Linked DNA regions of Homo sapiens: region 2 is linked to region 1. A link is an interaction called in ENCODE POLR2A ChIA-PET data of the cell type or tissue named here. Cell type or tissue: A673. All regions are shown on one strand. Links, peaks and the distances in the headings refer to the core of each region. The heading gives the core; the rest is flanking DNA.

Region 1 (15,711 bases), core at 2,743-10,742:
CCATGTTGGTGTGCTGCACCCATTAACTCGTCATTTAACATTAGGTATATCTCCTAATGCTATTTTGAATGAGGCTCCCATTCATAAAGTCTCACCAGGAAGGCAGAGCAAAGGATTAGGTTTCAAGTACCAAGAATGGTGGTTAGAATTAGTTGTGAGACTTTGGGCAGTTTCTTGCCTCCCTAAACCTCAGTTTCTTCATCTGTAAAATGGCGATTATAATAATACCAACCTTAGGGAATAACTGTGGTTGTATTTCCAAAATGCTAAGCAGTGTCTAGCACATAGTGATTACTCAATAAATGTTCGTCGTTTTTACTGTTAGTTGTTTATTCTTACTTCAGCTTGAAGCTCCCTCTGACCTTAGCTCGCTGGCCTTCCATCTCACTTCCTTGGCTCCATCTGATAATGGCTAAGGGCCTTGACCCATGCCTTCTCTGATCTTGTGTGATCTTGAGAACCAGCCATCTGCCCTGAATTACTCTTGGGCTGGATGACTCTTGTCCATCCCTGTATCTTGTCATGATCACATTCCATTTTCCAGGTCAAGTTCCCAACTCTAAACAATTCCATTACAGTAAAAGGGCGGAAGTTGTCATCATTAAATGGGGTCCTTGCTAATATCTACATAGGTGAAATGTCCTAGTAGACCCTTAAGAAATAATTTCTGCCCCTTTAGACAGCAGCTAACCATGGAGGTCCTCTCCTAGTGATATGTAGCATGTGGAAATGACATTGCTTTGTACCTACGTGAAGGCAGCAGATATTTATTGAGCATCCATTGAGTCACTGGATCCAGCAGAGGGGATGATGGCTGAGTTTGGAGTTGGGCAACCAGAGATGGGAGGGCAGTGATTAAAACTGGCTGTCCACAAATTTAAACTTCTGCACGCAGATGATTGAACATTTGCCACACAGGCCAACATGTGGAGAGACAATGTTGATAGAATATGACATTAGTTTTGCCCTTAGGTATCAGGGTTGGCATCTGTGTCTGTCTTTAACCTTATTTTGGAATATCTTGCCAAGAAAATGTCTGGGACATGGCACCATACCATTCATGCGTGCAGGTCGTTAAGAGAGAGAATGCAGTACTGATGTTGCCAGCCTTCCCGGTTCTAGCTGTGAGGACAGAGATGGCCAATTACATGGCAAGAGCATCTGTCCTTGTCCTCACCATGTGGGGAGCTGCCCTTGTCCCAAATGTGCTCATTTTGCTATTCAACAGTGAACTTGGATACTTTTCTTCAGTTATCATATGGAATAGCATGTGATGCATTAAAAATGGCCACAAATTCAGAGTTTATTTCCTTTCCACTTGAATCTGGATTGGCCCTGGGACCATTCATCCAACATAAGTGGCAGAGTTACCGGTGCCCATTCCAGGTCTAGCCTTTAAGAGGACTGGCAGCTTCTGCTTCTTCTCTTTTGGAAGGCCTACTCTTGGGAGTCCTGAGCCACCTATAAGAAATCCATCTACCTTGCTGGAGGCCTCATGTGAGAGGAGAGGTCCTCAGACTCCATGGAAAGGGAGGGAGGCTGAGCCTTTTCAGCCTCCCATTGGAGCCTCTAGTTGACTCCAGGGTCAACTTCCTTCTGACTCCACCTGCATGATAGACTCCAGTGGAACTTGCAGAACTGCCCAGATGAACTCCAGCAACCCACAGAACCGTGAGAGATAATAATATGGTTGTTTTTTAAACCACTCAATGTTGGGATTCTTTGTTCTGCAGCAGTAATTGACTAAAATGAAGAAGAAACCAGGAATTGTAATTGGGGGGCAGAGTTTACTTTTGTGGGAACCCAAAGGCCATTAATCAGCTGAAGAAAGAACATCAAATGAGAAATTCTGCTGAGACTTTCTAAAGGGCTTGCCTTTGCATGTGGAAATGAGTCAGGAGCCAATGACTTTAGGAGTCAGTCAAAGAGCTTTCAGTTAAAGTATTCTGAAATGGGCATCTACAGTACTCTTGGAGGTTTCCTAAGAGCAGAGCAATGCACATCTGTTGGCACTTTAGTGCCACTTTTAGGGTGGCTTCTCTGATCCCCGGCTGGGGATACCCAGTAGGATATGCTGTTAGAAATGGTCATGACAATATCTCCTAGGTAGGTTTTCCCCAAATCCTGATGCATTGTTTTCCTGGGTGAGCTGGCCTGAACCCCTTTGGAACAGTTTTCAAGAACAAGTGTGAGAAAAGAAGAAACATTTATAAACTCCTGACATCTGAGCACACACACTCTCATGCAGGGCTCCTTTCTTCTTGTGAGAGCCCTTGGCCTCTGGAGGAAGGTTTTACATCCACTTAAAAATGTCTCACACATCAAAAAACATTGAGGCATTGTTTTTATGTTGATATTTAATGAGCCCACACAAGACAACGCAGGTTTTAAGCAGGCTGGCTCCTCTTGGTTTCCTCTGTCATTTCTGCTTCAAAGCCTCACTTTAAGGAACATAGTGTTCTGTTCTTTGAGGATCTTCGGATGGGAAAGGCTCAACTGTTTCATCTCTGTGTAGCCTTTGTATATAATTGGGTCAATAATGCACAGTAGAGCTTTTTGCTGGCAGACCCAGATGGGTGATGGAGGGCAACAACACATCCCCAGTGAAACGACCACAGGCGGCAATTCTCCACAATCTTGGCAGGGCCAAGGACGTGTGTAGTTGGAAAAATGCCAATTCATCAAGCCCATTGGTTTTCATATCACAAACTATAGAAAATGAAGCTCTGCTAAGTCTTTGGTAGGCACGCAGGTTGAATAACATGTAAGGGATGTCTGTAATAAAAAGTTATCAAAGGCTACTTTACAAGGGTTCATTCTGAAAGCAGCAATAAAGTCAAATTTCCCCAAGCTCCAATCCTGTTACTGAAAAGCTGTTTTATGGATGTAGAGTCACGCTAATGTAACTATCTGTGATGATGAAAATGGAATTGAATTTCAGCAGCTGCTAGCCCCATGTGGATATCAAGAACTTGAGGCTAGTGTGATTGAGGAATTGAAATAAAATTTTACATTTTATTTAACTTTAATTAATTAAAATGTAAAGTTAAATAGGCACATATGGCTAGTGGTGACTACATTGGATAGTGTGAGTCTAGAGAAATTGATGGTGAATATAAAGAGTTTAGAGGACATTTTAAGGTAAAGTGTAAGCAGTAAGAAATTATGGTTGAGTGATAGGCAGCTTTCATTTATTCATTTGTTTAGCTTATTATTTATTAATTCAAAAAATATTTGTTAAGTGCAACCTCAAGTTTGAGGACCACTGATTGGAAGAAAGGTGAAGATCTGGGCACAGTGCAGTGTGGCCATCATGCCCAGTATCTTGCTGTTCCATCTCTGGTTAGCATCTCCAAAACAATACAACTTTTATCAAAAGGCAAGCAAAGGCACGCTTATTTCCAAATGAGGCACAGGCTTCAAAATACTCACCATCATCCATAATTCCAATGGTAACACCTTTCCCTGTGTATCCCAGCTCCCAGGCTTCAGCCACATTCAAATCAAGGCCAGGAGTGCCATCAGCTTGCCCAGTATTGATCTGGTACAGGAATTTCAAAGCAGAGAATGGTATTAGTTTGGTGTTGTAAAGCACCCATGTACATATTTACTTGACATACTCTATAGCCATCTAATATTTCAGGACCAGCTCAAAGGCCACATCTTCCATGAAACAGTACTTTTGGGTGTCCCTCCCAACCTACCTATAGTGTTTCCTCTCCATTTTTTTTTTTTTGGTATAAACACTTTGTGTTTTCTGTTTTCTGTAAATATGCAAACATAGTTTCAATCCCCTAATATCTTATAACTAGATCACTATCTTTAAACTTTTTCCATAAGAGAGCTGCTATTGCAGGAAACCCTCCCTGATTTAGAATTAAATGCTCACTTTCATAGCTCTTTGTTTCTACCTCATGTTTTGAATTTACAGCATATTGTTTTGGATTATTCTTATTTGAATATAACTTCTTACTAAATAACAATATCTTTTGCAGGAGATGACATGTCCTAGTTAATCTTTGTAATTTCAGTGCCACCACACTAAGTCTTGTTCAAAAGTATTTGTTGAACTGAATTAAAGAAAACTGGCTCACCTTTAGTGCATGTTCTAATGCAGAAAAATAAATCCTAAGGCCCCTCATCCTGGCCCCCAAAAATATTTCAGAAAAGAAAGAAAGGAAAACAAAGAGCAATTCCACAGTAATATGTCCACTCCCAATCTTCATGTGTCTTTGTACTGTGTAGGTTTTCTCCAGGATGGATTGTAAAAAAAATAATGAAGTCAGAGCTTGTACTGGCAAAAGCCCACAGTGATCAGTGGCTGTTATGATATTGCTAAAACATTGTATGATTGTCATTGGGGCTCTTTAAAAAATTTACTGTGCTCTTTCTTCTAAAGACATGTTAAGACTACACACCTCTCCACCCACTCTGAAGTTAGAATGGCGGATGACTGATTTTGGCCAATGACATGTGATCTCATGTGCCATTTTTTCACATCCAGGCAGAAGCTTTAAGAGTTTCTTTTAAAAATTCTACAATTTGCCCCTTTTCCTTGCTGAAGGGCTTATGAAAGCAGTGTGGGAATGGAGCTCAGATGGAGGTTGGTCAGCCTGCGTTTCTGAGCAATTATGAAGCATTAGTCGTGTAGCAAAAGTGAGAAACAAGCCTTGCTTTTGATAAGCTACTGTGATCCGAGGGTTGTTCATTATTGCAACAAACCTAGCCTATCCTAACTAATACAAGTACACTCATTCAATTACCCATATTGGATTTTCGGACTTCCATGCCAAAAAGCATAAGTCAGAGTCAAGCTCTGAAGCCCCAGAAGGGAAATTGTGATGAATTCCTGTAATGTAGCCGTCCACAAGGCTGTAATTTAGTTCTCTCTCTTGTTCATCACTTTTTAATCTTAAATAAAATACAGCTTCATTCACATTTACAAATTAGTCACTCCCTTTCTGTCAATATGCCCTGCAGTTCAGGTTGGTTTGGAGTCACTGATCCCTTTTTAAACATAGCTTGGCCAATCCAAATGGATCATGATGAACTGTTGGTGACCCACAAAATGCTCACTTCACCAGGCAAAATGGGTTTTAGTGCCTCCAGGCCTGCATCAGTTAAGCCCCATGGAATTGATTTCCTGCCATTGTTTTAGGAAGCATTAATAGATGCTCTTTTTGCTACTTTAGTCTCCAAGCTTTCTTGCTAGCCCCTTGCAAAGTCATTGGATCCTTTCTTTTAGGCCTGTGACTTCATTATGTCCCCTGTTACTCTGTCTGTTGAAACCCCTGCATTACTCTTCCCAGACCTCTGATTTGACTTTTATATAGTTTTGCTAATCTTCAGTCATACACTGGTGCACTTTTTCAGAACTGAAGAGAATTCCACTAGTTGTTGGTCATAGCCTCCACCCTAGGAGACAAGGGCTACTTAGCAGTTCCAGAAGAAAGCAGATTAGAGAACTAGATGCACAGGTGGTGACAGAAAATCAATACATATGTAAGGGGACAGAGAGGGTCACTGGGTTGGATACTGGCTAACATCCTAGTGAATAATGAGGATACAGGAATTCATCTTTTATCCAGAGTCTCAAGATGGGAAATGTCCAAAAGGACATAAAGACACTCACCAGATACCACTGCTTTGTAAAAAGAGGATCGTTCATGTTGATGTCGATCTCATTGATGTCTCTGTAACCTCGCTTTTTTCGGTCAAATCCTTCCTGCTGCAAAGCCATCTTTACCTGGAATGACAATGCTGACATATTACCTGAATATAATCTGAACATTCTGTCTTCTGGAATTTGTTTCCATGAATCCAAATTTCATTTGTATATCAGGTGTATTTTTTTCTTTGGCAAAAGCAAGTTCATCTCATATACATGCTCACCTTACCATTATTATTATTATTTTGTATTTTTTTGTAGAGATTAGGGGGGGTCTCGCTATGTTTCCCAGGCTGGTCTCGAACTCCCGAGCTCAAGTGATCTGCCTGCCTCAGCCTCCAAAAGAGCTGGGATTACAGGCGTGAGCCACTGTGCCTGACCCGTTACCATTATTTTATGAGAGCATTTACTTATGGTTGCACTGAACAGACAGGCTTTGGTGATGACTCAAAGTGAGTTTCCCTAAAGTAAGAATTAGATAGAGAAAAGTATTCTTTTTTTTTTTTTTTTGAGACAGAGTTTCGCTCTTGTTGCCCAGGCCGGAGGGCAATGGCATGATCTTGGCTCACTGCAACCTTGGCCTCCCAGGTTCAAGCGATTCTCCTTCCTCAGGCTCCTGAGTAGCTGGGATTACAGGCATGTGCCACCACACCCAGCTAATTTTGTATTTTTAGTAGAGACAGGGCTTCTCCATGTTGGTCAGTCTGGTCTTGAACTCCCAATCTCAGGTGATCCACCAGCCTTGGCTTCCCAAAGTGCTGGGATTACAGGCATGAGCCACCGCACCTGGCTGAGTAAAGTATTCTTAAAGAAGATAATGTGGTAGGGGTCATTAAGTGAAATAAAACAATGGAACATTTCTATTAAGGAGAGAGGACTGATGTGGATTCAGGAAGAGAGAGAGTGAAAACAGCATGTATAATTTTTCTGGATGGCTTCCCAGTCTTTAATTTGTTGACAGTGCTATCACGTTTGAGAATCTGCTGAAAAAGAAAACTTCCCCAAGACAAGAACAAACAGACAAACAATGAGGCCAGCATGGAGAGCCAACAAATGCCATAGCAAAGTCCTAGAAGGTAGAGAGGAACCTCTGAGAAGAAATTGATGGATGGTGTGTCCTTGCACTGACAACATTTCAATTTTGGACAGCCAGAAAGAACCCCAAGCTCTTGGATGTAAATGCAATTTAGGAGCTGAGTTAGTTCAAGCAGCTTCTGGCAATGGCTAGGCTTTGTTTTAATCAGGAAACTTGTTTTCACTTGGACAAAGACTAATTTATCATGCAACAGTTGTGGCCAGTCTCCGAACATGTACAAACTCAAGGATTATGCACATATATAAAAGGGTGCTGCTAGATATTACTATTATATTTTGTAGCCCAACATTTTTTTTCCTCTTCCCAAATCTCCCCAGTGTATTTGGGGGAATTACTTCCAATCCATCAGGTTCTGTGTTGGTGGAGTGAAGTTCTAGGTGCCCGCCTGCTGCAGGCATTAGAGTCTCCCTCTGCCTTAGGGGTGCCTCTGTGGGTGTCTCTTTCCCAGGATTTGAATCTTGGGAAGGTGAAGCAAGGACCAAGATCCCCTGGAGCCCATTTATCCTGGAGGTTCCCTCACCAGGCTCTTCTAGTAAAAGATCCTCACTATGTTCCTGCAACCCAGCCCCGGAGCTTTCAAGACTGATCCTCCAGCTGCCCATTGATTGTGAGCCCCCGATATCTTCCTGACAACTTCTCTCTGGTTGAAGTGAAGCAGAATCCATTTCTGTTGCTTGTAATCAAGAACTCTAATGGATACCAGATGAGAGAAGGACAGCAGGGCCCAGGTCGAGAATGACAGCAGGAAGAGAAGAATGAAGAGACCACAGACGTGGCAGAAAACCCTTCCCCTCCTTACTGCACTGCCTTGCAGAGGATCCTGTGAAAGGCTAGATCCTCACTTCTTTACTCTGCACACTGACATGAGAAGGCCTGAAGCTCATTTACCAGAGAAATTGAAGCCACACCAGAAAATCTATACATGTGGAAAACAAGTGTTAAGTGTGGCATTGGCTCTGGGAGTTCTTTGGAGGTATTCCAACAAAGGACAGTCACAGTCACTGTGGCAAGCTTAAAAAAAAATCTCCCCAAAGAAATGTGAAATAATTAGAAAAATGGGATAGATGGGTATTTTTATAACGGCAAAAATTTGGACCTAACTAGTGCCCATCAAATGGAGATAAATTATGATTCAAAGGTACATATACATATATATATATACTTATGCACATGTATGTGTGTATATATATAAATATATATGTGTATGTGTGTATATATGTGTGTGTCATACTGTCACATATGTACATATATATGCACACACACATGTATATCCTCTAGGAAGCCATTGCCAAGATGGGATTAAATGTGCAAGTATTTTATGAGAGAAAAATACAAGAAACTGTGATGTAAGTCTGACCCCAAGTAAAGAACAGTGAACAAAGTTGGGCAAATTCATCCTTGATTCCCCTGTACTCTAAGGATGGTTTGGTAAAACTGTTGGGGATTAAATTTGAGGAGCCCTGTGTCTCCCAGAAATGGGCCTGCCTGAGTTCCCCTGCTGCTCGCAGTCACTGGGGGGAGTGTGGCCTTGTTGGCACAGTGACAGATTTCAGAGTGCAGCAGCTGGGGGCCTTGGTCAATTATTTTCCCTGAAGTCAGAGATTTTTGCAGCATATTCCCATAGCTCTCTCTCTGTGTGTGTGTGTGTGTGTGTGTGTTTGCGTGCACACATGTGCATATTCATTAACAGAATGTTTAAAATGTTGAAGTAAATGTATAGTTCTCCACCTGGAAACATAGCCATCAGATACACCCATCTCGCAAACTTCTTTCACTATGGAAGCAAGAGTGCCTCTTGCACTTGGGAAAGAAGGTGTCTCACTTTGGCCATTGCCTCTTCCCATTTTGGTTCCACAACGAGAGGCCTTTATCTGCTCTACTCACTAATCGGAGGCCTTGGTTGACTTTCACTGAGGGATTCCCATTCTATGGGACTCCTTGTCGTAAATAACTTCCCTGAGAGGATCTTCGGGGAGCAAGAGCAACTATCACATGGAAGTTTGAAAACTCTAAGCAATATGTTGTTTCTCAGTAGCGTAAGAACAAAAATACTCACATCAGATTTCACCTTTATAAATAACAGTGCAGGAATGGCTATTACAACCACTCCAAACTCATTTAGACCAAGTGTGCTCTAATGAAAAGACTGCTCAAATTCATTTCCATGAAATTAATTTTTAATTCCATAAATTAGGTTTTAATGGAAACTAGTGATGCTTAGGAATGCTGCATTCTCTGGGCACTGCCTCCTTGCAACTCAGCAATTTAGGAGTCTTGAGACTGAAGGGGGCTTTCTGAGTCTGTCAGTTTATCTTCTTGTCCACAGTTACACTTTGAAAGAGACGAACACCTTTAACAATATATGCTTTCACTTGTTACACACAAATAACTGGAAAACTTTTTTTTTTCCCCACAATGATACCATGTAACCCCATTAATCATGTTTATTGTTCTGGGTTCTCATTCAATCTTAATTCATATTCATACCTAATTTTTAAAGAGTAGTAATCATACTATAAAGTTGTGAATTCTTTTTTCACTGAGTATCCTACCATAAGAATTGTAATATGCTGCTACTTAGCTATCATACTTTAATTAAAATTAAAATTTAAGTAAAATTAAATACTAATGGCTACCTAAATGTTCCAGAGTCATATACCACAATTTATCCATTTCCCTCTTATTAGTCATTTAGATTGTTTTCCATTATAAATAAAATTACCATGACCGGACAGATTGGGTTATAAACTATTTTAGAAGACCTCTGGGAAAGACTGCAGTGTTACAATTCCATGTATGATAAAGCCCTTAATGTCAGAGAAATATTTCCGAGTGTCTAAACTATATTTTCACATTATTACTAAAAGGTCACTGACTTATTCTCTCTTCCTCCTTCTCTGAATTTTAGCCTTCCATACACTATACCTTTTATTACCATTTAGATGTGATACGAATAACATGCATACAACTTAATTATTCCCCTTCTCAGAAAATAACGTATAGTTCACTTCTGTATTTAGTTTTAGAACGCTTCCTCAAATAGGACCGTTGGCTTACACGTTTGTACAAATAAAAAACATAAGAAAGTAGAAGTCTTTGTTACTGGGTATCACTATTATTTCTATGAGAATATCTTTTAAACATTTAAAAAAATTTTGTTGTAATTTCAACTTTATTTTAGATTCAGGGGGCACATGGATATATGGCATGATGCTCAAGTTTAGGGTATGAATGATCCCATCAGCCAGGTAGTAAGCATAGTACCCAATAGGCAGTTTTTCAGTCCTTGTTTTCCCTGCTCTTCCTCTTTTCTAGTAGTCCCCATTGTCTACTCTTCCCATCTTTATGCCCATGTGTACCTAATGTTTAGTTCCCACTTATAAGTGAGGACTCCTGGTATTTGTCTTTCTGTTCAGGTGTTAATTTGCTTAGGATAATGAACTCCATCTGCATCCAAGTTGCTGGAAAGGACATGATTTTGGTCTTCTTTATGGCTGCATAGTATTCCATGGTGTATATGAGGTGTACCACATTTTCTTTATCCAGTCCACCTTTGATGGGTACCTAGGTTGATTTCATGTCTTTGCAACTGTGAATAGTGTAGCACTGAACAGAAAAGTGCATGTGTCTTTTTGGTAGAATGATTTATTTTTCTTTGAGTATATAGCTAGTAATAGTATTGCTGGATTGAATGATAATTTTGTTTTAGGTTCTTTGAGAAATCTCCAAAATGCTTTTCACAGTGGCTGAATTGATTTACTTTCTCATCAACAGCGTATAAGTGTTCTCTTTTCTCCACAGCCTCGCCAACATTTACTATTTTTTGACTTTTTTTTTTTTTTTGTGTGATGGAGTCTTGCTCTGTCACCAGGCTGGAATGCAGTGGCATGATCTTGGCTCACTGCAACCTCCACCTCCCGGGTTCAAGCGATTCTCCTGCCTCAGCCACCCGAGTAGCTGGGACTATAGGCGTGTGCCACCACGCCCAGCTAATTTTTTTTTGTATTTTTTTTGGAGACAGGGTTTCACAGTGTTGGCCAGGATGGTCTCAATCTCCTGACCTCGTGATCCGCCCGCCTTGGCCTCCCAAAGTGCTGGGATTACAGGCATGAGCCACCGCATCCAGCCTATTTTTTGACTTTTAATCAGCAATTCTGACTGTTGTGAGATGGTATCTCACTGTGGTTTTTGATTTGCTTTTCTGCAATGATTAGTGATATTGAGTATTTTTCATATGTTTGTTGGCCACCTGTGTGTTTTTTGAGAAGTATCTGTTGATGTCCTTTGCCCATTTTAAAATAGGGATTTTTTTTTTGTTGATTTGTTTAAGTTTCTTATAGATTCTAGGTATTAGATTTTTGTCAGATGCATAGTTTGCAAATATTTTCTCCCATTCTCTAGGTTGCCTGTTTACTCTGTTGATAGTTTCTTTTGCTGTGCAGAAGCACCTTAATTAGGTCCGCCTGTCAATTCTTGTTCTGTTGTGATTGCTTTTGGAGTCTTCATCATGAAATCTTTACCAAGACCTATGTCTGGAATGGCATTTCCTAGGTTTTCTTCTAGAGTTTTTATTGTTTGATGTCTTACTTTCAAATCTTCAATCTATATTGAGTTCATTCTTGCATATGGTGAAAGAAAGGGGTGCAGTTTTATTCTTCTGCATACGGCTAGACAGTTATCCTAGCATCATTTATTGAATAAAAAGCCCTTTTCCCATTGCTTACTTTTGTAGACTTTCTTGAAGATCAGATGGTTGTAGGTGTGTGGCTTTATTTCTGAGTTCTCTTTTCTGTTCCATTGTTCTATGTGTCTGTTTTTGTACCACTACCATGCTGCTTTGATTACTGTAGGCTTACAATATAATATGACATTGGGTAATGCAATGCCTCCAGCTTTGTTCTTTTTGCTTAGGATTGCTTTGGCTATTCGGGCTCTTTTTGGTTTTATAGAATTTTAGAATTGTTTCTTCTAATTCTATGAAAAATAACATTGGTAGTTTGGTAGGAAAAGCGTTGAATCTGTAGATTGCTTTGGGCAGTATGACCATTTTAATGATACTGATTCTTCCAATCCATGAGCATAGACTGCTTTCCCACTTGTTTGTGTCATCTATGACTTTTTTCAGCAGTGTTTTGTAGTTCTCCTTGTAGAGATCTTTTACCTCTTTCGTTAAATGTATTCTTAGGTATTTTATTCTTCTTATAGCTATTATACGTGGGATTGTGTTCTTGATTTGGCTCTCAGCTTGAACGTTATTGGCGTGTAGAAATGCTACTGATTTTTGCACGTTGATTTTGTAACCCAAATGTTACTGAAGCTTTTTTTATTAGTTCTAGGAGCCTTTTGGTTGAGTCTTTAGGGTTTTCTAGGTATAGAATCATATCATAAATGAAGAGATATAAGTTGACTTCCTCTTTTCCTTCCTGGATGCCTTTTATTTCATTCTCTTGCCTGATTCCTGTGGCTGGGACTTCCAGTACTATGTTGAATAGGGGTGGTGAGAGTAGGCATCTTTGTCTTGTTTCTGTCCTCAAGGGGAATCCTTCCAGTTTTGCCCATTCAGTATGATGCTGACTATGGGTTTGTCATAGCTGGCTGTTATTATTATTTTGAGGTATGTTTCTTCAATGCCTAGTTTGTTGAGGGTTTTTTTCTTGAAGGCATGATGGATTTTATTAAAAGTTTTTTCTGCATTTATTGAGAGGATAATATGGTTTTTGTTTTTCATTCTCTTTATGTGATGATCACATATATTGATTTGCATATGTTGAACTAACTGCATCCTAGGAATAAAGCCTTTTTAATTGTGGTGAATTGACTTTTTGATGTGCTGCTGGATTTGGTTTGCTAGTATTTTGTTGAGAATTTTTACATCTATGTTCATCAGGGATATTGGCCTGTAGTTTTCATTTTTCACTGTGTCTTCACCAGATTTTGGTATCATGGTGATGCTGGCTTTGTAGAATAAGTTAGAGAGGAGTCTCCTTGATTTTTTGGAATAGATTCATAGAATTGGTACTAGTTAATATTTTCTTTAAAATGAACAGATGGCTATTTCACAATTCCAGTTCAACTTTTGAACCTTAATTTGACATTTGTGCACAAATGTTGCTCAAGCAACTCTACCCATCCCTTACCCACCTCTAGTCTCTCTATGATGTGCCAGTTATGACCATGCTAAGATGAAGCAGAAAACATCCCTGTGCATTTGCATATGATTGTATACTTAACAAGGTACTTTTACTACATTAATTTTTTTTTTTTTTTTTTAGATGAAGTCTTGCTCTGTCACCCAGGCTGTAGTGCAGTGGCACCATCTTGGCTTACTGCAACCTCCGACTCCCAGGTTCAAGCGATTCTCTTGCCTCAGCCTCCCGAGTAGCTGGGACTACAGCCATTCGCCACCATGCCTGGCTAATTTTTGTTTTAATAGAGATGGGGTTTCACCATGTTGGCCAAGCTGGTCTCGAATTCCTGACCTCAGGTGATCCACCCGCCTCGGCCTCCCAAAGTGCTGGGATTACAGGCATAAGCCACCACGCCTGGCCTTAATCTTCCCAACAAAACTGTGGGGTTGGTATTGTTACGGTTGAGGAAAAAAAGGTTTGGAAGCCATTGTCTAACAGTTAAAACATGGCAGAGTCATCAGGTTGATGGATTCTCAATGCTATGAACTTTCGACTAAGCCGCATTGCCTCTCCCTATGGGCACATAACACAGTCAATCTTCCAGTATCTGGGACAACTTAACTGTGCATATAACTCTCTGAGGACCTGGGCCATGATCACTTCCCTGCTGGGCTGATAATTAAACAGCTGTTAATTAGCATTGACTGTGCTGGGGTGGGAGGGGCCAGGAGAAAGGGGAGCAAAGGGGAAACCTGCTCCAAAGATGGTGAGGGACGTCTTTGCTTGAAGTGAGAGCAAGAAAAGGAGCATAAAACACAAAACTAACATGTTGCTAAAAATACTGGTTTATTAATCTATGATGTCCTTGATTGTGTAAAATTATTTCTTGTGCCACTGAGAATTATTTTATTTACCACTATGATGGGTTGGATTGTGCTGTCCTGAAAGATATATTAAGGCGCTAACCTCCAGTACCTCAGAATGTGACCTTATTTGGAAATAGGGTCACTACAGGTGTAATTAGTTAAGATGAGGTCATACTAGATTAGGATGGGTTCTCAATCCAATACAGCTGGTGTCATTATACTAAGAGGGCCTAGAAACAAGGAGAATGCCATGTGAAGACATACAGACACACAGAGTGAAAGGCATGTGGAGATGGAGGAGGCAGAGACTGGAGTTAACATCACTACAAGAAAACAAGGTGTCCTCGCGAAGCAGAGGTCCCCAGCCTTGACTGCACAGTGCAATCACCTGGGAAGGTGGCAAAAGCCCTGTGCTCAGGCCAACCACCAGAGCAGGGAACTGAGAGTTGCTAGGGATGGGCCCTGGCCTCAGCGGTGTTTAAAACTTTCCAGGTAATTCAAATGACCAGCCAGCGTAGTGAGCCAGTGTGCTGGAGGAAGTATTAAAAATGTAGCAAAAGTACCCAAAGAGCATGAATCTTTTATTTATGAAAAACCTCTTAATTTGCATGGTAAGATACCTTGCCTTTATTATAGTCTGAGGATTTTTTTTTTCTTGGTAGGTTAAAACACTTTAGCTCTAACACCCATGGATGGGCTTGAGGACGCATCCATATGGGACACAGGATTAGGGCTGAAGATAGAAGTTACCTCTGGGCCCTGGCCTGGTCATCCTTGTCACTGTTATCTTCCTGGGGAGGGTAGAGGATCTGAGGCATTTCTGGGGTGTGCTCACAGAGCTGGGCACCAGATAGTGACAGAGTAAGTTCTTCCTCTCACAAGGTGTTAGAGGCAGGGCTGGGAAGTTTCGTTTCACGCTTTGGGAAGCTGGTAAGAATTGAGATGGATTGGGTTGTGTATCCTTCATCTCACAGAAAGGGGAATATAGCTTGACTTCTTTGTAGGCACACAGCTGCCTTCTGTGTAATATTGTGAAGGAGGCAGCATAGGATTGTGGATGAGAGCTTGGTCTTGGGGACAGGCAGACATGAGTTACAGGCCCTGCTATACCTGTTGTTCTCTGGCTGTGGGGTCTCCAGCAAGCTGTGGAGCCCATTTAAGACTCAGTTTGCTCACCTGTAAAATAAGGATAAACCCTAGTGATGGCTGACACTTACTGAGGGCTGACTGTTGCGCTGGGCAGTGCCCTGAGTACTCATGTACATTATCTCAGTTATTTTCCCCGACAACCACATGAGAGGTTAGGAGTGAAGGCATGAAGACACCAAGTGGCTGGTTAACGGTCCTATGGTTAGCCAAGGGCAGAGCCACGGGTCATGCCTGTTGTGGGCTGGACTCTCTTCCCTCTAAGTTCAAATGTTGAAGTCCTTACCCCCAGTACCTCAGAATGAGGTTGCATTTGAAGATAGTGTCTTTAAAGAGGTCATTAATTAAAGCCATTAGGGTGGGGTCTCATCCAATATAACTGGTGTCATCATATTCAGGCACTGTTACCAACAGAGGGAATGGTGTGAGGACACAGGGAAAAGACGGCCATCTACAGGCCAAGGAAAGAGCCTGGAACAGGTCCTTCCCTCATGGCCCTGATGAAACCAACCCTGATGACACCTTCATCTGAGACTTTTACCTCCATACATTTCTGTTCTTTAAGCCACCCTGGCTGTGGCCCCCCATATGAGAGCCTTCGCAAACTGACACGACACTCCAGCAGTCTAGCTAGGTACTTCTCTAGCGTACTGTGCTGCTCCTCCACTCCCATGTGTACTTTGGTTGTGGTGAGGATCAAAAGTGATGGTGCATATAAGCACCTGGCCCACTGTGTGAACTCAAGAAATGCCAGCAGTTACTTCTATAATTTTGCTAATGTTTTTGTAATGTAGAAAGGCAGTGGGG
Region 2 (15,711 bases), core at 4,931-12,930, 110 kb after region 1:
AGCATTCCACTACTCAAAGTATTGGCTATTGAAAGTTTTGGTGTGTGTGTTGCCATCCAGTGTTTGGAAGAAAAGGGAAGCAGATGTGGTTGATTTGATAGAAAAGTTTTCTAACATAGATGGGGCCAATCTGAGATTTTTAGATCACATAGAACCTCAGTGTGGCTCAAATATTTCTTAAAGAATATTTATTATTATTATTTTATTTTTAATATAAAGAAAATGTAGAGTAAATTTAGAAAACCGAAAAACACAGATAACAAAGTAAAAATTCTTCATGTTTTCTTTTTTGGCAGTATTGGAGTTAGGTTACCTTTTTGTTTTTTTTCCTCTAGGCCTACCTACTTGTAAGAGCAAATGATTATTTCCTTAATAGTCAAATGAGTGAGTTTTAGATCTTCTTCCTTGCTTAAACACACACACACACACACACACACACACACACACACTACATATTATGCAAAGTGGTTCTTCTCTTGTCACTCAGATGCTATCACAGACTTTCACTTACTACCTCCTTTTTTCAAATTTTTATTTTGGGTTTGGGGGTACATGTGAAGGTTTGTTACATAGGTAAACACGTGTCATGGGGTTTATGGTACATATTACTTCATCACCTAGACTACTTCCTTCTTTTGAATGGCTGCATATTATTCCATTACATGGGCTATACCATGACTTATTTAGCCTTTCCATTATTGATGCATATTAAGATGCTTCCATTTTTTTTTACATTCAAAGATAATGCTGTGTGTTGGGGTGGGGAAACTTCAGGTATGATAGAATAAGAACCTTCAAAAATCTACTGCTATAGAAAAGCAAATAGAACTCTGAAAAAAATTGCCAAATCAACTTATTCAGAACACAGGAAATTGACAAGAGGTTTGCAGCAACCCGAAGGGTGTTTATTCAATAAAAAAGTTGAATCTCAGTGATAATGGCAAACTCTGTGCTGTTTTAGATTGCCCTATGACCATCCTCTTCTTCATAGCTCTGCAGCATCTTTGAACATGAACAACCTCACAATCACAGCAGCTGTGAAAACCAGTAGCCAAATACATAGTAGAGGGTGCAGACTGGGTTTAGAGTTATTTAAAAAGCTCCATCCCTAAATAATTGCCTGGAAGCTATCTGGAAAAGTTCCATTTATAGGATTTGTTGTTATTTGATCTGTCCCAGGGTTTGCTCAGTTGGAAAAGTCCTACTCCCCAGGGAATTTGTCAAAAATAATCAGTGGCAAATTTTTAAGGTTGCAATTTCCTGAAGTAGCAATATGAACTGGGGCAAATAAAAGGCTGGACAAAAACCTTTGTAAAAGAATCTAGGGAATAAGATGTCCATTGAAGGCTTTACAAAGCTCTAATATATTCCTGGACACTTAGAAGGCCATACACATGGGCAGAGCTGTACACACAACCAGGAAATATCTAAGAAGGCCCTAAGTGCTCACCTTTAGTTGACTTGATGTCTCTTTAAAAACAGGAGGTGAAGGCCATAGCAGAGTTTAAAACTGCCTGCTTGAGAATTGAGGATATGTCCCGATATACACAACAGAGCCCCTTAGCAAAGGGTAAAAACAAAAAGCCTTATTGATTCAAGGTCTTTAAGAAAACCTCTGCCCTGTCATTGGCTAACTATTAAGTTAACCAAGCAGATTCAATGGCACATTATAGAAATTACAGACTTTATAGAATTAGTCCAGAAAGACATTAAATAAGCAAATAGAAATAAACATATGTGTGCATGTATCTTTAGAGTAGAATGATTTATAATCCTTTGGGTATATACCCAGTAATGGGATTGCTGGGTCAAATGGTATTTCTGGTTCTAGATCCTTGAGGAATTGCCACACCATCTTCCACAATGGTTGAACTAATTTACACTAACCACCAACAGTGTAAAAGCATTCCTATTTCTCCACATCCTCTCCAGCATCTGTTGTTTCCTGGCTGTTTAATGATCACCGTTCTCACTGGTGTGAGACGGTATCTCATTTTGGTTTTGATTTTCACTTCTCTAATGACCAGTGGTGGTGCATTTTTTTTCATATGTTTGTTGGCCACGTAAGTATCTTCCTTTGAGAAGTGTCTGTTCATATCCTTTGCCCACTCCTTGATGGGTTTTTTTTCTTGTAAATTTATTTAAGTTCCACAATAGCAAAGACTTGGAACCAACTCAAATGCCCATCAATGATAGACTGCATAAAGAAAATGTGGCATATATACACCATGGAATGCTATGCAGCCATAAAAAAGGATGAGTTCATGTCCTTTGCAGGGACATGGATGAAGCAGGAAACCATCATTCTCAGTCAACTAACAGAGGAACAAAAAGCCAAGCACTGCATGTTTTTACTCATAAGTGGGAGTTGAACAATGAGAACACATGGAAACAGAAAGGGGAACATCACACACTGGGGCCTGTGGGGTTGCAGAGCTAGGGGAGGAATAACATTAGGAGAAATACCTAATGTAGATGATGGGTTGATGGGTGCAGCAAACCACCATGGCACGTATATACCTATGTAAGAAACCTCCATGTTCTGCACATGTATCCCAGAACTTAAAGTATAATTAAAAAAAAAGAAAAAAAAACAGGGGTGGGGGTGCAGGAAAACAAATAGCAATAGTAAAAACAACAAAACCTAGAAACAACAACAAACAACCTGGGGAGAGGTAACTCTGGTTTCCAAACTGTCATATTACAGTATTTAAAATGTCAAATTTTCAAGAAAAATTGTGAGACACAAAAAGAAATAAGAACATATGCTCCACACATAGAGGAAAAAATAATAAAAACTCTCTGAGGAAGCCCAGATGTTGGACTTACTAGACAAAGACTAAACTATATAACTATAAATATTCACATGATATTATATATAGATATCACTATACCCAGACATATGTTCAAAGAAACCATATCTAAAGAACTAAAGGAAAGTGTTAGAATGGTGAATCATCAAATAAAGAATATCAATAAAGAGATAAAAATAATAAGAAGAAAGAACCAAACAGAAATTCTGGAGCTAAAAAGTACATAACAGAATTTAAAAATTTATCAGAGAGCCTCAATAGCAGTAAAGAGATTGAATTAGTAATTTTAAAACTTTCTGCAAAATAAATACTGATGAATTCTACTAATCCTGATTAGTTCTACTAATGTTTAAATAAATAATTCCAGTCCTTCAGAAACTCTTCCAAAAAATGGAAGAGGAAGAATCACTTCCCAACTAATTCATTGAGGCCTGTGTCACCCTGACATGAAGAAAAGACAGAAATACCACAAGAAAAGAAAACTACAGATTGTGATCCCTTACAAATATGGCAAAAAAATGCTCATCAAAATAGTAGCAAACTGAATCCAGTCACATATAAAAAGGATTTTCATCATAACCAAGTAGGATTTACCCCAGGAATGCAAAGTTGTTTTAACATCTGAAAATCAATTACTATAATAAATATATCAATAGAATAAATAACAAAAACCACATGAACATCCCAATGCAGAAAAACATGTGACAAAATACAACATTCTTTTATAATAAATACGTTTTAAAAAATTAGGAATGAAGGCTGGGTGCGGTGGCTCACGCCTGTAATCCCAGCACTTTGGGAGGCTGAGGTGGGCAGATATCAAGGTCAGGAGATCAAGACCTTCCTGGCTAACATAGTGAAACCTCGTCTCTACTAAAAATGCAAAAAATTAGCTGGGCGTGGTGGCAGGCTCCTGTAGTCCCAGCTACTCAGGAGGCTGAGGCAGGAGAATGGCATGAACCCGGGAGGCAGAGCTTGCAGTGAGCCGAGATTGCGCCATTGCACTCCAGCCTGGACAACAGAGCGAGACTCCGTCTCAAAAAAAAAAAAAAATTAGGAATGAAAGGGAACTTTCTCAATCTGATAAATCTATCTATGAAAAACTCACAGCTAACACCATAGTTAATGGTGAAAGGCTGAATGATTTTCTTAAGACCAGAACAAGACAAAGTTATCTGCTCTTGCCACTTCCATTCAAGAGTGTACTGGAGATTTTAGCTAATGCCATCAGGCAAGATAAAGAAATAAAGGCATCAAGATTGGAAAGAAAGAAGAAAAACTATCTCTATTTGCAGAAGACATATCTTGTACATAGAAATTTATAATGAATCCAGAAAAATTATTAGAATTGACAAAAGAGTCAGCAAGGTTGCAGAATATAAGATTAACATGCAAAATCAATTATATTTCTATACACAAGCAATGAACAATCCAAGCATAAAGTTAAGAATATAAGTCAATTTAAAATAATATCAAATAAGTAAAATACTGGGGAATAAATTTAACAAAAGAAGTGCAAGATGTATACACTGAAAAGTACAAAGCATCACTGAAAGAAATTAAAGATCTAAATAAATGGAAAAGCATCTCATGTTCACGGATTTTTTAAAATGGCAATGCTCCCTAACTTATCTGTAAATTCTATACAATTACTTTCAAAATCTCAGCTGTCATTTTTGCTTATCCTAAAGTTCAAATGTAAACTCAAGAGACCAAGAATAGCCAAAATAATCTTAATAAAGAAGAACAAAGTTGGAAGACTCACATTTTTCAATTTCAACACTTCTTCAAAGCTAAAGTAATCAAAGTAGTATGGTACTGGCATAGGAGAGACATATAGTAGTTTAATGGAATAAAACTGAATCCAGAAATAATTTATGATAATCAACTTATGGTCAATTGATTTTCAACATGGATGCTAGAACAATTCAATGAGAATGAATAGTCTGTTCAAGCACAGTTTTGTGCTTGGACAATTAGATATTCACATGAAAAAAATGAATTTGGATTCCTATCTCATACCACATGCAAAATTTAACTCAAAATGATTAGTAGTCCCAAATGTAAGAGCTAATATTGTACAACTCTTAGAATAGAACATATAAATAAATCTTCATGGCTTTAGGTTAGGCAATGTTTTCTTAGATACAACACCAAAAGTGTAAGAACATAAATTGTACTTCATTAAAATTAAGAATATTTGTACTTCAAAAGAAATAGCGAAGGAAACGAAAAGACAACCCACAGATTGGAGAAAAATTTTGAAAATCATATCTCTGATAAGGATCTCGCACAGGAATGTTTTAAAAATGTTTACAATTCAACAATAAATTCAAGAAATCCAATTAAAAATGTGCAAATTAGAGGAATCATTTCTTCAAAGAAGAAGTAAAAATGGCCTATAAACATACAGAAAGATGTTCAACATTATTAGACATCAGAGAATGCAAGTTAAAACCATGAGATATCACTTTACACACACTAGAATGGGTAAAATCAACCCCTGCCCAACTGCACCCAAACCAGCAAGTGTTGACCTGGATAGGGAGGAATTTGAACCCTCATACACTGTTGGTGGGATAGTAAAATGGTACAGCCTATTTGGAAAGCTCTTTGGCAGTTACTTAAAATGTTAAACATATAGACTTGTCATATGACCCAGCAATTCCATGTACGGGTGCATATAAGAGAAATGAAAACATACATTTACACAAATTCTTGTATACAAATGTTTATAGCAACATTATTCATGATAGTCAAAAACTAGAAACAACCCACATTGCTATCAATTGATAAAACAGTAAACAAAATGATATATATGTACAATGGAATATTATTTCTAAATGGAAAGGAATTAAGCAATGACACATGGTAAAAACACGGAAGAACCTTGAAAACTTAATGCTAAGTTAAAGAAGCCTGACAGCAAGGTCATATATTGTATCACTTCTTTATATGAAATGTCCAGAATAGACAAATCTATAGAGCTGGAAATTAGATTAGTGGTTGCCTGGGGCTGAGAGGGGACAGAAATGAAGAGTGATTGTTAATGGTCCAGGATTTATTTTAAGGGTGGTAAAAATATTCTAAAATTAGATACTGGTAATGATTGCACAACTTTGCAACTCTACTAAAGATCACTGAATTGCAAATTTTTAGAGGATAAATTTTATGGCATGTGAACTATATCTTAATCAATTTGCTATTAAAAATGCTATGATGAACAGCTTTGTGATTATCACTGTTTGTATAGATGAGAGTTTTCCTGTAGGATATATCCTAGGAATTCAATCTCTAAGTCGTAGATTATGAACACTTATCATTTTGATAGATACTTCAGAAAAGTTTCCCTATAAGGTTGTATATTCCAAGATTCACCGAAAAGTAAATAAGAATAAAAATATCCTTTTTCCCATTCTCTAAGTAACACTGGATTGACATTTATTAATGATATTTTAACTGCAGCCAATTTATAGGCAAAATGTTTCATCTTATTTGAATATTTTTAATTGTTTTGAAAGTTTGAGCATCTTTTCATATGTTTATTGACATTTTAGTTTCTTCTCTTTTGTGCATTTTTCTATTGTGTATTTTTGTGTTCCTTGTCATAAGCCAGGCACTGTGTTTGGTGCTGGAGAGACAAAGGTAATGATGATATGGTCTCAGCCTACAAATAGCTCACAATTCACAGGGAAGGAAGATTTGCACACAGCAATCTATTAACAGTACTCTGTGGTGGAGTGGTTTAAGAACATGAGTTCTGAAGCCAGATTGCCTTGGTTTAAATTCTCGCTCTTCCTCGTAACAGCGCTATGACCTTTGGCAAGTTAGTTAACCCTTGTGGGCCTCAGATTTTTTACTTATAAAATGTTTTTGTTATGGGAATTAAGTGAGATAATGCATGAAAAGTGCTTGGAATAATATCTTGCACTCAAGCATAAGTTACTCTTTTTATTGTTAGAATAGAATGTGCTGTAGCAGAGTTATTCACAAGCTGCTATGGAAACCCAAAGGAGAGGTTATTTCAATCAGAGGGATACTTGGGGAATATTTCTTAGACTTTTTGGAGAAAGGGGAGGGCAGTCAGCTTAAGAGACTCTTTTCCACTTCTGTTAAAAATTATATTTTTCTAGTGTTTTAATTTTGAAGAGTGTGGCTGTTTAAAGCCACAGCTTTTTTTTAAACACTCCCCATATCAAGAAATGAGGTCCATGATTCCAGCCCTTGCATCTGGGGAACATGATCACTTTAATTACGAGTATGGTGGAAGTGATGCCATGTGACTTCTGAATCTAAGTCATAAGGGGCCATTAGACTTGTGCCTTGTTCCCTGGAACACACTTGCTCTTAAAGTCCTGACCTACAATTTAAGAAGTCCAACTCCTCTCAGGCTGCCATGTTATGAGGAAGCCCAGGCAACATTGAGAAGCATGTGTAGTGCTTTGCCTGACAATCCTGGAAGAGCGCAGCTTTCAAGTCATCCCATTTATGGTGTTAAATGCACATATTAAGAAGCTTTCACATGATTCCAACTCCAGCCATACCAGTCATCCTCTAGCTGTTGAGTCTTCCCAACTGAGCCTCCACACATCGTGGACCACAGACAAGCCATTTCCACTGTGCCCTGCCTGGATTACAAATTCCCACATTCATGAGTATAATAAAATTGCTGTTTTATACCACCAAATTTTGGGTTGGTTTGTTACTCAGCAATGGACTACAGAAACAAGTAGCTAGCTGAAAAAAAAGTTTTATTTCTTCAGCTTTCACAGCTGTGTTAACATAAAACTCTACAATAATATTGGTTCTGTCTGTCAACTGATGACACCGTCTTGGAGCAGCTCAGATAAAGGCTCTCAAGGGACATCCCTGGCACAGGGGGACAGGCCTGGACTCAGATCAGCAGATACTGGATGATCTTCAAGGCATAGCCAACTTAACCAGGGGTCTTTTCTGTGAATAAAAATTTTTTAGAACATTGTAGCTTTTGTGATTTAGTTCCTGTTCACTAAAAGCCATATTCCCCATGGCAAATTTAACATAAATATTTCGTGTGATAATTCCAGGCTCAATGGTTCTTAAATGTTTTCTCTACTTAACCCTGCTGATATACTCTGGATAATATTAAGATTTAATAAAATAAAAAAAGTGAGGGGAGAGGAAGAAAATGTATGTGTGCTGTATTTTGCTTTCCAAAAACTTTCTACTTTGAACACTATCAGGTAGTATGAAATTTGACCTTTTGTTTCTTATTGCAGGAAGCATTATGGATCTGATAATTTTTTTTTTACTTTTAATTTTTTGGAGTCTCACTTTTTTGCCCAGGCTGGAGTGCAGTGGTGCAATCTTGGCTCACTGCAACCTTCGCCTCTTGGATTCAAGCAATTCTCCTGCCTCAGCCGCCCGAGTAGCTGGGATTACAGGCACCTACTTCCACACCTGGCTAATTTTTGTATTTTTAGTAGAGATCAGGTTTTGCTGTTTTGGCCAGGCTGAGCTTGAACTCCTGACCCCAAGTGATCTGCCCGCCTTGACCTCCTAAAGTGCTGGGATTACAGGTGTGAGCCACTGCATCTGGCCTAGAACTTAGAATTTTTAACACTAGAAAGAAAATTTGGAGTTGTTAAGTGCCAGTGGGTATCAGAGGAACATATCTTACCATGATTCTGGCTTGTTTTAGTGTTTTTTTAAAATAAGAAATTAAATGTAAACTGAGGTGCAGGGAAAACTCTTCCTTACAGTGGAATTGCCATTAATAAATGTAGAAGAAATGATGGACATTGAATATCATCATTCAGAAAATGTCATAATAATAGTAATTGTGGCCGGCAAACATCTCCAATAGATGCTAAAATTAATAGGTGAGATACAATAATAAACAATGGGAAATGTATCTTTATAGTGGAGAAACCTGGCAGAGACCACTTTACCCAAGCGATCTAAGTTAACTTCACCAGTGATGAGTCATGCTATGATGCACTAAGAAGGGCACATTGTTCATGTGATTTTCTCACCAAAAATACATAACGTGTATTTATTCAGGTAGAACCATCAGACAAACTCATAACTGACCAGTACTCTTTAAAGTCATCATGTTCATAAACGACAAAAAAGAGCTGCAGAACTTTTCCAAATTAGAGGAAACTAAGGAGACATAACTATTAAATATAATCATATTTTGGATTGAATCGTGGATCAGAAAAAAGGACACTAGTGGGACAACTGGAACATTTTGAATAAGGCCTGTAGCTAATAGTATTATATCAATGTTTATTTCCTGCCTTTGGTAATTTTGCTATGTTTACCTAAGACGTTAATTTTGGGGAAGCTGAATAAAGAAGGGTATATGGAAACTCTGCTTCTTTTTAAAAGTAATGTTTTTATTGTGATAAATATATATAACATCAACTTTTCAATTTTAATGATTTTTAAGTGAATAGTTCAGTGATATTAAGTACACTCACATTATGCAACTATCACTATTATCCATTACCAGAACTTTTTAATCATCTCAAACTGAAACTCTGTACCTACTGCACAGTAACTCTCCATTCCCCCCCCAGCCCTGGAATCCACCTTTCTACACTCTGTCTTTATGAATTTGATTTCTCGAATTAGGTTATATAAGTGGAATCATACAGTATTTGACTGTTGGTGCCTGCCTTATTTTACTTAAGCACAATGTCTTCAAGGTTCATCATGTTGTGGCATGTGTCAGAATTTCCTTCCTTTTTACGGTTAAATATTCCACCCTGTATACCACATTTGGTTTATCCATTCATCCGTTGATGGACACTTGATTTGCTTCCACCTTTTGGCTATTGCGAATAATGCTGCCATGAACATAGGTGTACCTGTGTGCTATTTATGCAACTTTTTTTTTTTTTTTTTTTGAGACAGAGTCTCGCTCTCTCCCAGTCTGGAGTGCAGTGGCGCGATCTCGGCTCACTGCAAACTCCACCTCCCAGGTTAACGCCATTCTCCTGCCTCAGCCTCCCGAGTAGCTGGGACTACAGGCGCCCACCACCACCCCTGGCTAATTTTTTTGTATTTTTAGTACAGACGGGGTTTCACCATGTTAGCCAGGATGGTCTCGATCTCCTGACCTCATGATCCGCCCGCCTCAGCCTCCCAAAGTGCTGGGATTACAGGCGTGAGCCACCGCGCCCGACTTAATGCAACATTTTTAAAGTCTAAATTATTTCCAAGATGCAAGTTAAAAATGTAAAAATATTTTAAAATTTAAATTTGAATGACCTCAGAAAGGTCATGTATTTCCTAGTTTCAAATCAGAACCCACCTACCCCTGCACTTCCTATGGTCACACACTAAGCTCCCTTTCCACGGTTGTGTTACCTTAGGCTACTGAGTTGCATACCTGGCTTGGTCTAGCTGCCTCATTTTTTTAGAGAAGACACTGTGGCTCAGGGGGTGCCAGGGCCTGACCAGATGAATGGGAGCTCTCTGCAGAAATCCCAGCTCTCCTGAGTGTAAATCCACACTGCTTGTGTGGTGGTCCTACTCTACGTCCCAGCCCCTTTGTAACCATGACTAGGAATCCATGAGATTTTGGCCTGGAATTCCTGATGGAGATGAGTGGGACTCAAGGACAGCCAGGTTGATGGGTGACATCCCCACTGCTGTGATCTTGGGACCCTTGAGTCTGGATTCTTTGGGATTCTTTCTTGGCTATGAAAGAAAATGGAGCTAATTGGTCTCATAAAGCTAAAATTTGAACCTCTGACGAGCTTACTCTTATGCAATAAACAGGTAAATTGACTGATCATGAACCTAACAAAAGACTAACCTGTAGGCATTGGTTATTTTTCTGGGCCTTTTTTGTCTCTTGCTTTTGGAGTGCAGACCCAAGATCCACTGTCTTCTGAGCATCTGAGAAGCAGCTGCTTAAGAGCTTTGTGCAATCATAAGCTCCACCGCAGGGAGAGAAAGACAGATGCTATGTGACTTACAGTAGTATAAGGTACTTGCTGCCTACACAGACCTCAAGGATGTAAGGCTGATCGATGCATTCCTGAGATTCTTAAGTAGACTGCAAATCTTGCAAATAGCAAAGACATATTGAACACAGTGGTAGATTCCCAAACATTCACCTGAGTATCCTAGTAAGAAGCCTCTCATACTGCGGGCATTTAGTATGTTTTGAAATGTTTTCTTCATTGAAACACACACACACACACACACACACACACACACACACACACCCTTTTTTATATCATCACTTTGTTCTCTTAAGGCAAAATATGCATGGTTCCAGAAGGAAGGAGAAAAAGAAGTGAATGAAGAACTCGCAGCAAATTGTCAGCTTGAAGATTCAGGCTGGGTGACAGTATAATAATGCTGCTAAGTCAGACTTGCAGAGTTTTTAGAAATTCTCATTATGCCACAAAAATGTATGGATCTCAGCAACACTTCTCATTGTCTTCTTTCTTTTCCTCTTACTTCCTTTTCCCATTGAAAACTATGGCTCCAAGCTATAGCACCTCTCTGAACCCACACACTCCATTTTCCCAGCAGTAGGGAACTCCAGGGAACTGGCAACCAATTGTGAACAGATAAAAAGAAGTGTTAAATTCTCATGGAGCCTATTTCCTGCTTCTTTTAAACACTAGAGTTCTCTTCCCTTAGGGAATCTGTAGATGCTCCAGAGGGTCTGTGACCTTGGCATGGCCTCCATTCCAAATTTTGTGCATCTGTGCATTCGCTTGTTCTCAGGAGAGTCTACTGCTTATTACAGATTCTCAAATGGATTCAGAACCCTCAGAACAGTTAAGGCTTCCCGGATCAGACTCTTCACTTTTCCTTTGGCTGCTTTCTTTGTGTTTGTCCACTGTGCTGGTTTTCATGGTCCTCAGTCAGGCTTAGTCGGGATCTAGTTTGGTAGAACACTGGACATCATTTGCTATATAGGATTTTTATAATTTTATTTGTAAGAGGGACTGCTGTCAAGAGGTTTAAGAAACAAAAACTGGCAGACGAAACAATCACCAAGGATTGAAAACTGGCTCAGTTGATAATTGCTTGTCCATTTCATTTGGGGACCTGAATTTTACCAACAGGGATAAGCTCTGCATTTTATTGACTTTCTCAGAGACCGTTCTTTATTTCCTTCAATTGCATGCAATCTCTTATAGGCAGAACATGATGCCCAGGAGTAGGGATGGGAGAGAAAGGGAAGCTCATTTGAATTTAGGTCTGGGGTAGGCTGCTGGAGGATGAGAGACCATGTGGAGAAGAACTGATGTGTTCTTTTTCCCCATTCATTTTTCACTCTTCCTAACATTTCTTTCTCCTTCCAAGTCAAGTAGGAAATGGGTTTTGCACATTACTGATATCTGCCCAGAGATGATTACTGGTTTCCCTGGATTGTGTGCAAGGTAAAATGATCTCAGTGATAATTCTAAAGGTACCTAATAGACAGGCCTGAGTTTCAACTTCAGAGCAAAGGGAGAGAGAAGAACAACTTCCAGAGTGATTTTATTTCTTAATTATCAACAACATAAGAGTGACTATGTCTAATCTAAAACACAAATTAAGTATCTATTTCCATCACTAAAGAGAAACCACTTTTTTTTTTTCAAGCAGAATTATTTATCATCAGTGAAACAACAGCTGCTCTCCCAGGCAAGGATGGGATAGTCTGATTGACAGCCTAGGACCACTAGGGGACAGACCACACTCTTCAGGTCCACTTTGGACCACGTCCCCCATGGAATGCGTTGGACCCAACTAACTTCCATAGCAGAGAGTAGAGGCACCATTCATTCAGGCATTTTCTGGAGGATATCCTGCATTTACTATTCCACTGTTAAACCAGGAACATGGAACCTCTCTTGGTTCATACTTTTACATTCTCCTTTTTACGTTTGTGACTTACATTCTCCTTTTTAATTTTGTGACTTACTATCGAAGACTGATTGTGAGTAATTACTGTAATTTCTCTGATCATCTGCCTTGTCGTGTTCTCATTGTCAACCTCCAACTGAATATCCCCAGTCAATTCTAATAGAGCCGCTCCAACCCACAGCCAAGTGGATTGTACACACTTTATAGTAAGGAAATAGTTCTTGCTTATAGGAAGAGCCATCCACTAGGCTGGTTTCGAATACAGTAGTAGGGAGCAGAAGAATCTTAAATGAAAAAGAAAATTGAGGTACTGACATGTTGCCTAAATATTCATCTTTCAAAATTATCTTGGTATGCTGGAAAGAATTATCTCTCAGAACACAGTCCTCGGAATGCCTGGATTGCAAGCTCTATGGGGACAACACCGGTTTTGCTCATGTCCTAGGTGCAGAGTATCATGTCATAGATACCTGCTGAGTAAATTAAAAAGATCAGGAGGTTCTAGATTCTAGCAAGAGTTATTAAGTAGTTGTGCTATTCAGTGTGGATGACTAAGGTTATGGAGTTCTTTGGGCATTGGTAAGACATTTAATATATTGGGGGTCAAGCAGGCTGTCTAACTAAGCGAATCAGGTAAAAGACAATAGAAAGTGGTGAGGATTGTGGTAAACTGGAGGGTACGTGCTCCTCCACAAGTCAAACAGATTGAAAGCATTGTGCTGGCCAAACTCAATTTGTGATCCAATGAGTGATGCACATTGCACTTGTTAGCTCTGAGCTGTCTAGGACTCTGCTAAGCACAAGACAGAAGGCACATCATAAGAGATATGGAATGAAAAGAAACTCATGAGATTGAACACGAGGTAAAAATACTCTCAGATATTCTAGCAAAAAAAAAAATCCTATCAATTACAGATGAGGCTAGCATTCTCTGTTACTTTGGTCTGTAGTCAGGTCCAAGCTCTTTGGAGCAGCTATAGAAAACAAGAGAAGAAGTTAACTACTCCCAAACATCAGCTTTGGGTTCAGAGTTATTTCTAAATAAAGGAGAAAAGGGGGTGAAAAGTAGATGTCTAAGCTAGAAAATTACATGCTAGTATCTTCACAAGCAAGATATCCCTTTAAAAAGCTAGAATAACCCACAAGAATGCTGCATTTGGCAAGGTCGTATAAAGTGTAATTTGTTAGTGAAACCTTATTGGTACCCTATTAAATTCCACACAGATAACAAGGCTAGAGGAAAGGAACTTGTGTTTGATATCTGTCTGCTTGAAAAAGTAATTTCCATTTTTTTAAAGCAGGTGCACTTCATAGAATCTCAGCATATTTCCACTGGAGATGACCTCCACGTGTATCTAGCACTATGTCTCACTTTGCAGAGACTCTGAGGGTGAGAATGTAATCATCTGAGCTCTTCTTCGGGAGGAAACTGTCTCTATTTGGGATAATTCTGTGATGGTTGGTGGGTACCTGAGGTCATGGGTGCCTAGAGAGCAAGGAGATCTGACCTGCTCTGCCTGGGAAGAATCTGCCCACACCCATGAGAGGAGGAGATACTAAAGAAACCAAGGGGCAGATAAAAGAAGGTGGCGAGGATCTGGCAAGAAATGTGAGGCTGGGCAGGAAGAGGCCACCGCCCGTGCCCAGTGATGAGGGGATGAAATGACTCCTCAAAGCAAGTGCTTACTTAAAGTTCTTTGTGTTTGCAACATAAATCCCCTCCTGGCACCTGTGACATCTTCAGGAAAATACATTCTAGTCACAGATGCCTTGGGTGAATGGTAAGAGTTTTTTGGTGAAGGGAAATCAAGGGAGTTGGCTGAATTTTACACTTGAGTAACCATTGTGAAGAATGATTGTTTGGGTAGGAAGGAGACATAATTTATTAACTGGAAAGTTTTGGTAGAAGTAGAAAACTGTATCCAGAAGTAAAACGAAAATCTAGCTCCACTCCTAGAATTTAAAGGAATATTGGGAAGGGTTAAGACTTCTACAGGGTACATTATGGGGATTTGAGTGGATCTTATCTACATCTCAAGGGTCCAGGTATTTCTAGTTGACATCTGGATTACATAGATGAGAAAAATGAGGTTCAAAAAGTTGAATTATGTGGATGTGGTCACACTGCTCTATAGTGGCAGAGCTGGGACAGAAACCCATTGTTGGTGACAAAGTTTAACCCAGCTCTATTTCATAGAGGGAGAGACCTCAATGTTAGTTTTGCATCAATGTACACATTTTTTCTTTTAGCAGTAATTTTTTTACTTTTGAAATAATTTCAGACTTATGGAAAAGTTGCAAGAATAGTGAAAATAACTCATATAGCCATGTCACCCAGAGTCCCCAATTGTTAACATTTTACTGCATTTAAAAAATTATTTTCCTACATATACGTATTACTTTGGTGAATCATTTGAGAATAAGTTGTAGATGGTGTGTGTGTGTTTTCTAAGAACAAGGCAGTATAAGTATCAACATCAGAAAGTTAACTCTAATGTGATATCATTTTCTAATTTACAGACATCACTGATATGTTGCCAACTGTCTTAATAGCATCCTTTATGGAAAAAAAAATAAAAAATCTGGCCCAAAGTTCAATCCAAGATCACATGTTGCATGTGGTTGTCATTTCTTTTTTTAATTTGGAAGAGTTTCTTAGTCTATCTGTCTTTCTTTTATGACGTTAATACTTTTGAAGAGTACAGGCCAGTTATTTTGCAGACTGTCTCTCAATTGGGATCATCTGCTTTCTCATCATTAGATTGAAGTGATGTATCATGGCAGGGGCATTACACACGTTGTGGTGTGTGCTTCTTGATGCGCTGTTCACAGTCTTAAATGCAGCTACCTCCACTTCACAGTAACTGCTCTGGTCTCACCTACGTAATAGTGACTTACAAACTGAGCACAAGACATAATTGTGGGTACATTCAGTGCTATTTGCTCACATGTTTCTGAGCATCCAAGTGTGAGAATGCCAAATAACTAAAAAAACACAACTTACTTCGGTGGACTCCTATTGCTATAATTATCC

Evidence for each region. Peaks named below come from ENCODE experiments on the same cell type or tissue, not always from the same donor. Only the 100,000 strongest peaks of a DNase experiment are listed, where the experiment ranks them.
Region 2: POLR2A ChIA-PET joins it to region 1 with 6 read pairs; 2 of 35 experiments call an interaction of 5 or more read pairs at or near these places.

Annotation. Positions count from the first base shown.
Region 1 is chr20:17,348,362-17,364,072 of GRCh38, reverse strand. PCSK2 (proprotein convertase subtilisin/kexin type 2) reads right to left here. Exons shown (of 12, transcript NM_002594.5): 3 at 5,633-5,746; 4 at 3,433-3,541. Among named protein-coding and RNA genes, the nearest start is that of PCSK2, 130 kb to the right of the region's middle. In A673, for the core only: no CTCF peak of the experiment used is centred there; a DNase peak (open chromatin) is centred at 6,612; H3K27ac peaks cover 2,939 bases.
Region 2 is chr20:17,243,500-17,259,210 of GRCh38, reverse strand. The region is part of intron 1 of PCSK2 (proprotein convertase subtilisin/kexin type 2); the gene reads right to left. All of the region lies in intron 4 of LOC105372546 (a long non-coding RNA gene), which reads left to right. Among named protein-coding and RNA genes, the nearest start is that of PCSK2, 24 kb to the right of the region's middle. In A673, for the core only: no CTCF peak of the experiment used is centred there; no DNase peak of the experiment used is centred there.